Regions from separate parts of the Homo sapiens genome. Here region 2 is linked to region 1. Evidence: read pairs that join two places in POLR2A ChIA-PET (ENCODE). Cell type or tissue: B cell. All regions are shown on one strand. Links, peaks and the distances in the headings refer to the core of each region. The heading gives the core; the rest is flanking DNA.

Evidence for each region. Peaks named below come from ENCODE experiments on the same cell type or tissue, not always from the same donor. Only the 100,000 strongest peaks of a DNase experiment are listed, where the experiment ranks them.
Region 2: POLR2A ChIA-PET joins it to region 1 with 5 read pairs; 2 of 35 experiments call an interaction of 5 or more read pairs at or near these places.

Annotation. Positions count from the first base shown.
Region 1 is chr4:147,722,449-147,727,832 of GRCh38, forward strand. No RefSeq gene overlaps it. Among named protein-coding and RNA genes, the nearest start is that of ARHGAP10, 6.9 kb to the right of the region's middle. In B cell, for the core only: no CTCF peak of the experiment used is centred there; no DNase peak of the experiment used is centred there.
Region 2 is chr4:147,664,335-147,669,718 of GRCh38, forward strand. PRMT9 (protein arginine methyltransferase 9) reads right to left here. Exons shown (of 12, transcript NM_138364.4): 6 at 4,205-4,311. Among named protein-coding and RNA genes, the nearest start is that of PRMT9, 17 kb to the right of the region's middle. In B cell, for the core only: no CTCF peak of the experiment used is centred there; no DNase peak of the experiment used is centred there; H3K27ac peaks cover 502 bases.

The sequences.
Region 1 (5,384 bases), core at 228-5,227:
TCTTTTTATTTTTTTTTGAGACAGAGTCTCACTCTGTCACCCAGGCTGGAGTGCAGTGGTGCAATCTCAGCTCACTGCAACCTCCACCTCCTGGATTCAAGCAATTCTCCTGCCTCAGCCTCCCAAGTAGTTGGGATTACAAGTACCCACCACCATGCCTGGCTATTTTTCTATTTTTAATAGAGATGGGGTTTTGCCATGTTGGCCAGGCTGGTGTTGAACTCCTGATCTCAAGTAATCTGCCCACCTTGGCCTCCCAAAGTGCTGGGATTACAGGCATGAGCCACTATGCCCGACCTCTTTTTAAAAGCTTCTATGCATTATTTGTAGTAGAACCCCATTTAAAAATGAGAAATCCAGGCCAGGTGTGGTGGCTCATGCCTGTAATCTCAGCACTTTGGGAGGCTGAGGCAGGAAGATCACTTGGGCCCAGCAGTTCAAGGCTGCAGTGAACTATGGTTATGCCATGATACTCCAGCCTGGGCAACAGAGGGAGACCTTGTCTCTTAAAACAAACAAACAAACAAACAAACAAACAAACACACAAAATCCAGGGGAAACAGGCCAAACGAAGCGCATGCCAGGACAATAGGTATAAAGCAGACCAGTTCCAAACAAAAGAGGATTTAAGGTCATGCTACTTAGAACTAAATAATCTAAGATGATAACTTAATGACTTGTTTCTCCAGTGTGTGCCATGAACCACCAGATTCCCCTTTTAGAATATAAATGGGAGTGTTCTGTTTTCTGTTCAATCTCAGCCAGATAATCGATTCTAAACACCCCATGACTTCCCTGAAGGTCTGTTTCCTTCTACTACCAATCTAGGAGTCTACTAATCTCTGGTTGCAAGGAAGAAACACTGATTCTGTCAACTTAAGCAAAAGGGTATTTGATTTGAAGCATACGGAGGTGTTAAGGAAGTCTTAAAGAACCAGCTTTGGAAGAAGCCTGGTAGCCTCCCCAGCAGCAGGTCTATTTCAACACTCCTGGCTGGAAAAGATGAACTCTGTTTCTTCTGTCAGTGCTTTACTACGTTCAAAAGTCAAAGTCTTGGGAAAGTCTGGTTGGCCAAGCTTAGGTCACGTGCCCAGCCCTTGGCTGTGGCAGGTCTGAGAGGAAAGATTTATAGAACAAACCTCTAGGGATCTCTCTGGATTCCCTAGCATGAGGCAGGCACAGGAATTTTACAAAGACTACATGTTATGTGGGAAAATGATTACCCCGGTGGAAATCATGGTAAAGTTGGGAAGTGGGAATGAATGCTGGGCATTCCGAAATGCCAGTGTCCATTATTTAGAGTAAAAACGATCATTTTAATGGCATCAAAGCACATAAACCCAGGATTCCTATTGAATTAATATATGCTGATTTATTTTACTATTTTCTAATTGTTAAGTGGCTGCTGCATTCTTTTTTTCTTTACTGCAACAAATAGCCTTAAGCATATACTTTTTTTTTTTTTTTTTTTTTTTTGAGATGGAGTCTTGCTCTGTTGCCCAGACTGGAGTGCAGTGGCACGATCTCGGCTCACTGCAACCTCTGCCTCCAGGGTTCAAGTGATTCTCCTACCTCAGCTTCCCAAATAGCTGGGAATACAGGCGTCCACCACCACACCCAGCTAATTTTTGTATTTTTAGTAGAGAGGGGGTTGCACCATGTTTGCCAGGCTGGTCTCAAACTGCTGACCTCGTGATCCTCCCACCTCTGCCTCCCAAAGTGCTGGGATTATAGGTGTGAGCCACCATGCCTGGCCTTTTTCTTTTTTAAGTTTTTATTTATTTATTTATTTATTTTTTGGGATGGAGTCTTACTCTGTCACCCAGGCTGGAGTGCAATGGTGCGATCTTGGCTCACTGCAACCTCCGCCTCCAGGGTTCAAGTGATTCTCTTGCCTCAGCCTCCCAAGTAGCTGGGATTACAGGCACCCACCACCACGCCCAGCTAATTTTGTATTTTTAGTAGAGATGGGGTTTCTCCATGTGTGTCAGGCTGGTCTCGAACTCCTGAGCTCAGGTGATCTGCCCGCCTCAGCCTTGCGAAGTGTTGAGATTACAGGCGTGAGCCACTGCACCCAGCTGAGAAGATATGAATTTCAATGTGGGAGGACTGGAGAATCTCCCCCACATACCCACCCTCCCTCTTCCCCATCCCAGTTTCAGTAGGAACGCCCACTTCTCAACCAGGCTGTCAGGCTGGCTGGAGGAAGCAGCAGTGTGCTTTGTTTTAGAATTATCCTCTTGTCAGCTTATTCTGCATGGCTAGAGTATATCAGATTGTAAACGCTTGAGTTGAGGGACTTTTTCGCCTTAGCACTTGCTTACCACAGTGCTTTCCCCACCCCGTGTACTCAATCAATATTTGCTGACCAAATATCCCTAGTTAATTGTACTAGTTCTAAAACTTCCTTGAGGTCCTAAACTCTTCCAAGCTTTGATGCCCAGAAGTACTGGAAAAGGTGAGCTCTCCTGAGAAAAAAAGCAGCGAAGCCCGAAGCCCACGCTCAGTGTTCTCAAGGATAGAAGCAGGGCTGGTGCTGAGCAGGTAGGATGGGCCCTCACTCCCTCTTCAGCCTCATCTCAGCCCGTGCTGCTCCCGCCACATGGCCACAGTTTCAGCTACTTGTACTGGTTCTTCCACAAATCCTCCTCTGGGAACGCTTCTTCCCTCTGCACATCACATCCACTTCACCTCTGTCCATTCACTCTTGGTGCTTCAGGTCTCAGCTCAGTTGTCACATCCTCACTGACATCTCAGAATAGTCCAAAGTCCCCTGAAGAGCAGGCTTCTTCCTAGTGCTTACCAGAGATTTCACTTGACATTTATATTTGCAATGTTTTGATATATTTTCTTTCACTCTGATTGGAGGATATTAGTCCATGAGATCATGAATCATGCTAGGTTTTTGTTTGTTTGTTTGTTTTTGCTATTGCTGTCCCAGTTCTAGGATAGTACCTGGCACATAATGGGTGCTTAGTAAATGCTGGAGGCACAAGTAGTAGTTTCTTTTTTTTTTTTCTTCATGTCTGTTTTTTTTTTTTGGAGATGGAGTCTTGCTCTGTCACCCAGTCTGGAGTATAGTGGCCACGATCTCGGCTCACTGCAACCTCTGCCTCCCAGGTTCAAGCAATTCTCCTGCCTCAGCCTCCCAAGCAGCTGGGACTACAGGCGCATGCCACCACACTCAGCTAATTTCTGCATTTTTAGTAGAGACGGGGTTTCACCATATTGGCCAGGCTGGTCTTGAACTCCTGACCTCGTGATCCACCCGCCTCAGCCTCCCAAAGTGCTGGGATTATAGGCAAGAGCCACCACGCCCAGCACAAGTAGTAGTTTCTGCACACCACACTGCACTGGTGCACCCACTGCAATCCTGGAATATACAGAGATCCTGGGGTGACTCTCAGCAGAGCATACCCAGCTTAGTGTTCATAGCATAGCCTTTCTCAAATTTCATTACTCAGACTGCTAGTCACAAACTCTCAATAGAGGTGGTATGAAGAAAAAGGTTCTTTTAAAAATATAGGTGTAATTAAAATGTCAAACATATTTGGACCATTATTATTATTCTGTGAGACCATATGTCTTTAAGGAAAGGGTATGGCTGGGTGCAGTGACTCACGCCTGTAATCCCAGCACTTTGGGAGGTAGAGGCGGGTGGATCACCTGAGGTCAGGAGTTCAAGACCAGCCTGGCCAACATAGTGAAACCCCGTCTCTACTAAAAATACAAAAATTAGCCGAGCATGATGGCGCATGCCTGTAATCCCAGCTACTTGGTAGGCTGAGGCGGAAAAATCACTTGACCCCGGAAGGGAGGCGAGGGTTGCAGTGAGCCAAGATAGCGCCACGGCACTCTAGCCTGGGTGACAGACAGAGACTCCATCTCAAAAAAAAAAAAAAAAAAAAAAGAAAAGGTTATTATAGGAAGACGAGTGACATAAAGGGGGAGATGAAGGAGTCCTTTACTCTTCCTTCATTATGCTTTCTTTCTAAGCGTGCAGTTCAGTGGCATTAAGTATATTCACATTGTTGTACAAGCATCACCATTATACTTTTATAGGTTACCAGTTCACAAACTCGTTGTGTAGTATCCTCATATCTTGTTGGATCAGCCTGCCCCATGCTCAAAGGTGACCCCTTAATGGCCCAAGCTACTTGGCATTACCCCCTTCTTGGGCTCAGTGATCAATTGAGCGGCAGGCCTCCAGGTCCAAGGGACTCAGGGAATGGCAGTCTCCTGAAATGCTTTGATTCCCAGATTAAAGTAGTTGTGATAAGGGAGCAACTTTCTAGCTCAGGAAGGGGTATTGTCTCACCTGTAGGTGAGTCTGGAAATGTTGATGCTATTTGGTTCTCATGAAGGAAGCTTTCTGGAGGCTGAAGTCAATTCCTAGAAGGCAAGCAGAGCCAAGAGAATCATAGAGAAATGGAGCTGGAGTGCTGATAACTGCTTCAGAAGCTTCAACTACCTCGCTGTGGAGGTTTTCAGTGATGTGTTTCAATAATTAAGCTATTTTGGCATTTTTGTTTCTTTTTGTGTTTTGTTTTTAATACTTGTGAGAGAAAGCAGCTTTACACAGTCTGCAAGAGACCCAAATAATTATTTTAAATTTCTTCTATTTACATAATTTAGTTTTTGGCATAGCTGTAATTTATATACCTCACTCACAAAGGTGTCAGCCTGCAGCAGAGACTGCTAGGTTCCTGCTCAAAATCTACTATCCCTTTTCTCTTTGTAGGAAAATTCACATTTCACTTATGTACCCGGGAAAAAGACCACATTTTTCATCTTCCCTTGCAGTGAGGTGTGGCCATTTGATTAAGATCTGGTCAATGAGATAAAAAATAAAATGTTGTGTGAGATGCACAGGAATGCTGAGAAAAGAAGCTGATTCAGTGAGGACAGGGGCCCTTCTATCCTTTCCCTTCTTTCCTCCCAGAAGGACCTCTAGGAGCCATCTTGTACCATGAGGTGACATTGAGGATGGAAGCCAGTGCTTCCTTGGGGACTCTGGAATCATGGACTCCTTTTTATGAGAGAGAGGGAAATCTAAACCCCTTATGGTTTAAAAACCAGTGATTTTGGATTTTCTGTTATAATGTGTCTGAACCTAATTCTGACTCACAACCTGAAACATATCCAAGGATTCAGTAGACCCATATTTAACTTTACAGGTAGGTACTTTGTGAGTCATCACAACACAAAAACTACAGTATGGTATGCAGCAGAACCTACATCAAGGGAAGGTTTCCTATCTGTTAACCTCTATTTCATGTAGACTGAAACTTGACCAGCTTGCATTGATTCAAATCCCTAACTAATCCAAGCACTGAGTAAAGCATAAAAATGCCATTTGGGTGTCAGTGCCTACATGACTTAAG
Region 2 (5,384 bases), core at 188-5,187, 58 kb before region 1:
GGTCATAGTTTCAATTTAGCTGTCCTGTCTCTTTAATCTCCTTTCATCTTAAACAGTTCTTCATCTTTGCTTTGTCTCTCATGTCACTGACATTTTTTAAGAAGGTAGGCCAATTGTTTTACAGAATGGTCCCAACTAGGGTTTGTCCAAGGTTTTCTCACAATTAGATTGCAGGCTGTACATTTTGGATGTGGTACTATATAAGCAATGCATCCTCAAAGCATCAAATCTGGAGCAATCTTACTGTTGATGTTAGCTTTAATCACTTGGTTAAGATGTTGTGTGGTCACCAGGGCCTGTTGGGGGATAGGGGCAAGGGGAGGGAGAGCATTAGGACAAATAACTAATGCATGCGGGGCTTAAAACCTAGATGATGGGTTGATAGGTGCGGCAAACCACCATGGCACATGTATACCTATGTAACAAACCTGCATGTTCTGCACATGTATCCCAGAACTTAAAGTAAAATTAAATTAAATTAAATTTTTTAAAAAAACAGGCCGGGCACAGTGGCTCACACCTGTAATCCCAGCACTTGGGGAGGCCGAGGCAAGCAGATCACCTGAGGTCGGGAGTTCGAGACCAACCTGGCCAACATGATGAAACCCCTCTCTACTAAAAAAAAATACAAAAAATCAGCCGGGCATGGTGGCAGGCATGCCTGTAATCCCAGCTACTTGGGAGGCTGAGGCAGGAGAATCACTTGAACATGGGAGGTGGAGGTTGCAGTGAGCCAAGATCGCGCCACTGCATTCCAGCCTGGGAAACAAGAGCGAAACTCTGTCTAAACAAAAAAAAAAAAAAAAAAAGATGTTGTCTGGCTTCTTCCCTATATACTTACAATCTTTCCTTTTGTCGTAATTTGAAAGATACTTTGAAACTATATAAATGCCCTGATCCTCATCAGATTTCCCTCCATTGATTTAGGATCTATTGATGATTCTTGCCTTCCAAAAACTAATTCTGCCTCATTTTTTCTATACTATTAGTTGGCATTTACTGTAAGGACGAGCTGTACTTTTATCCCCATTTATGTATTTATTAATCTGCTTAAGATACATAGAAATTCAGGGATTCTTATTCAGTGGGTTTCAATCCATTAGGGCCCTTATTTATTTTGGTGATTAAATTGTCCCAGATTTGGCCAGTGGGAGAGTCTTCAAGCATGCTGCTGTGTCCTTTTGCTCCCCTTTCCCCCACCAAATCCCTTTTTGAGCACTTCCTCACTTTCTAATACAGGATGCCCCAGAATCATATTGAATCTATTCCACCCCAGTACTGGAATCAGCCATTGCTCCAAGAAGCTATAGTTCCTTTTGGTGAGAAATGGTATTTAAAAACCAAGATCTGGGTTCTAGGTATGCTCACTGCTCCTAAGATTATGCCTTGTCTTTCTCACTTAATAGTATGCCATAAACTTCCTTCCTTGTCTATACATGTACCTTAACCATTTTTTTGCATAATACTACATTAGGTGACTGTTACATCATAATTTATTGAAATACTTTCTTACTAATATAAACATTCAGATAATTTGTTTGCTTTGATTTTTCCAATTACAGTATTATAGTGAACATCCTTGTACACACATCACTGCACACATGTATGAGTATTTATCAGGATAGATTCCCAGACACGGAAATGCTAGATCAAGGACACAAACATCTTTAGTGTTGCTAGAAAAGGCCAAATCAAGCTACTAAAATGTTGCACTAACAGTGTATAAATTTTCCATAAACCTATGAGAAAATAAGATATCAAACAACTTTAATGTGCTAACATAAGCAGTTAGAAATTGTTATCCCATTGGTTTTAATTTCCATTTCTCTGATTAATAGACAATTATATTCATGCTTTGTTATAAAAGTTGCAAATATTTATCTCAGTCTGTCACTTGTTTTTTAACTTTATAGTATCCTTCACCAGATAGATTTTTTTCAATTGTTTTAAAATGTGGTCACATTTGTCAATGTTCTGTGGCTTCTGGGCCCTACTCTGTGTTTTGCTTTGGAAGGTCTCCATCAAATAGATTTTTTGGCCCTCAGATGTTTAACTCACCCAGAATTAAAAGTAGGGATCTAACTTTTTTCCCCAAATGAAGCACACCATTTCCATTTCCTGAATAGTTTATCCCTTCCCCCAATGATCTGAAATATCACACCTGTATCATATACTAAATCCATATAAATTCAAAGGTCTGTATCTAGATTCTTTATTGTGTTCCACTGATGTATTTGTCTTTCTGCATCAATACATTGCTGTTTTTTACTTCTAGGTTTTTATATCTAATAAGGCAAGTTTAGTTTCCTTGGATATTCTTAAACATTTGCTTATTGAGAAGAGCATTAAATTCAGCTGATTAGGTGCCAAATGGCAATTTTTATAATAATGATTTATAAATGTTTCTACCAGGTAAAACAGTAGCACTCACATTTATTTTGTCAACACCTTTCTTCATAGTCCTCAACCCATAATGCTGAACTTTGTTTAAAAAAAAAAAAAAAAAAAAAAGATATTGGCCTCATTCATCCAGACCTACACCTATTCAATCAAACTGTAAACCCTTTTTATTTTTACAAAAGCTCCTATGGTGCTTCTACTGTAATCAGGCACTCATTTGCTAAATAAGTGAGTCAATAATAAAGTTATTCTTTTTCAAAATGTAGATACCAGCCATTTAATTTCTCCTTTGCTTAGACAAACAATATTAGTGGTCTCCTAAAGAGGAACTATTGAGGGAAGGGGTCCAGCCATGTTACAGCAAGAAATCTCAGCAAGACACAACCTAGCTTTTCTGGTGGGCAATGCAGTAAGGCATCCCTACAGCCTGAAAACTGTACATATTCTTTAACCCAGTAATTCCTTATTAAGGAATTTATCCTAAGAAAATAATAGAAACAAGTCCACAAGACATAAGTGCAAAGATGTTTATCCTACTTCTTAAAAGCAGAAAAGTGGAAGCAATCCAAAAATTCTAAACTCCAGTAACTACAACACCAAGAAGTTGATTTTTTAAAGTCATGAACCAAATCTATTACATGAAAAGGCTCACAAAGGAAAAGCAAATATATTTACTGAGTTTTTAAACAAAATTAAATTTACACACACCTACATTTACTTAAATGGAACTAATATTCAACCAGTACATTCTAATTCAGCCAATCTGCTAATTAAGTCCACTGTCTGGTTAGTGCCCTGTGTCCTACCAATCTCTAAACATTTTTACTATCTCCCTGTAACATACAAAGAAAAAGAGTAAAGGAATATATAACAAAGATGAAAAGTAGTTACTTACTGGTGAGGGGTTCACAGTGGTTTTCATTTTTTTCAAACCACTTATCAGTATGTCCTAAAATATTTATATGCTACATTTACGATTAAGTTATTGGAAGAAGCTTAGAAAGATCCTAAAATTCCATCCAGCCCAACTACAAATCATTACAGTATTAGTGAAATTATTAAGAAAAGGGAAATTGAAGTAATTAGACCAAAATTTATTTTCACAGTGGAATCTTTCATTCCAACTTCACCTAAAATCAGTCAGAACTTAATATTTTTCTACATGAATATATCACAACTAGAGTCCTAAGTTGTATCAAAATTAATTTTCCATTAAAAAAAAACTGGCTTTAACCATGAAGTTTCATTTAAAATAGGCAAAAAAAAAAATAAGACCAGTGTAAGCAGCATGAATTTAAAGGTCACAAAACTACAAATCCTCACCCAAATACATATTCACTAACTAACCTCTGTAATATTCTCTTTATAATTACTATTTTTCAATATTTACTATTTAAATAGTCACTTACTGATATGGTTTGACTCTGTGTCCCCACCCAAATCTCATCTCAAATTGTAATCCCCACAAGTTGAGGGAGGGAAGTGACTGGATTATGAGAACGGTTTCTTCCACACTGTTCTCATGATAGGGAGTGAATTCTCACAAGATCTGATGGTTTTACAAATGGTAGTTTTTCCTACACTCACCCACGTGGTCTCGTGCTGTCTCTCTCTCTCTCTCTGCCCCCCATAACCTGCCTGCTGCCATATAAGACGTGCCTGCTTCCCCTTCTGCCATGTTTGTAAGTTTCCTGAGGCCTCCTCAGCATTCAGAACTGTGAGTCATTTAAACCTCTTTCCTTTATAAATTACCCAATCTTGGGAGGTGCTTTATAGCAGTGTGAAAATGGACTAATACACTTACCTATGATGTCTTCTTATCTCTGCACATTCTACTGCCATCCCAAATATAACAGCACTTGCTGGTATAACTTTCCCATACTTTTCACAATTAGCACTTTCACCTTTGGTCTAAAAAAAATAACAATAAGAATTATGTTATCACATGTATGTAAAAATGTGTGTGCATAATGATAAGCTATGAAAATATAATTTAAAAAACCTAAAAAGACAATAAGTAAGGATAAAGTAAGTTAAAGGTTTTTTTTTCTTCCTTAAAAAATATTTTTGGGCTGGGCACTGTAGCTCACGCCTGTAATCCCAGCACTTTAGGAGGCCAAGGCAGGCGGATCACGAGGTCAGGAGATCAAGACCATCCTGGCTAACACGGTGAAACCCCATCTCTACTAAAAACATAAAAAATTAGCTGGGCGTGGTGGCACGCGCCTGTAGTCCCAGCTACTTGGGAGGCTGAGGCAGGAGAATCGCTTGAACCCAGGAGGCAGAGGCTGCAGTGAGCCGAGATCACGCCACTGCACTCCAGCCTGGGCTACAGAGCAAGACTCCATCTTTAAAAAAAAAAAAGTATTTTTGGCCAGGCCTGGCAGCTCACACCTGCAATTCCAGCACTTTGGAAAGCCAAGGAGAGAGGACCACTTGAGGCCAGGAGTTTGAGACCAGCCTAGGCAACATAGCAAGACCCTGTCTCTACAGAAAAAAAATGTTTTTTTTAATTAGCCAAGTGTGGTGACATTGCGAGGCTGAGGTGGGAGGGCCACTTGAGCCCGGGAGTTTGAGGCTGCAGTAAGCTAAAAAACGTGCCACTGTGCTCCTACCTGGGCAAGAGAGTGAGACCCCATCTCAAAAAAACAGAATAAGTATTTTCATTGCTATATATGTATGAATATATATATTTTTTTCTCACAATACAAATGCAAAGGATACAAGAAAAGAGGGAGGATGGGGGGGAAAGGACTGTAAGTCTGCATAGAAAAAAAGACTTGGGTATGACTTTGATCAAGAAATCAGTATCAATACCTACTTAAAAAATAAATTGCTTGGCCAGGAGCGTTCGCTCACACCTGCAATCCCAGCACTTTGGGAGACCAAGGCAGGTGGATCACTTAAGGCCAGGAGTTCAAGACCAGCCAGGCCAACATGGTGAAACCCTGTTGCTACTTCAAAAAAAAAAAACTGCTCTTTTC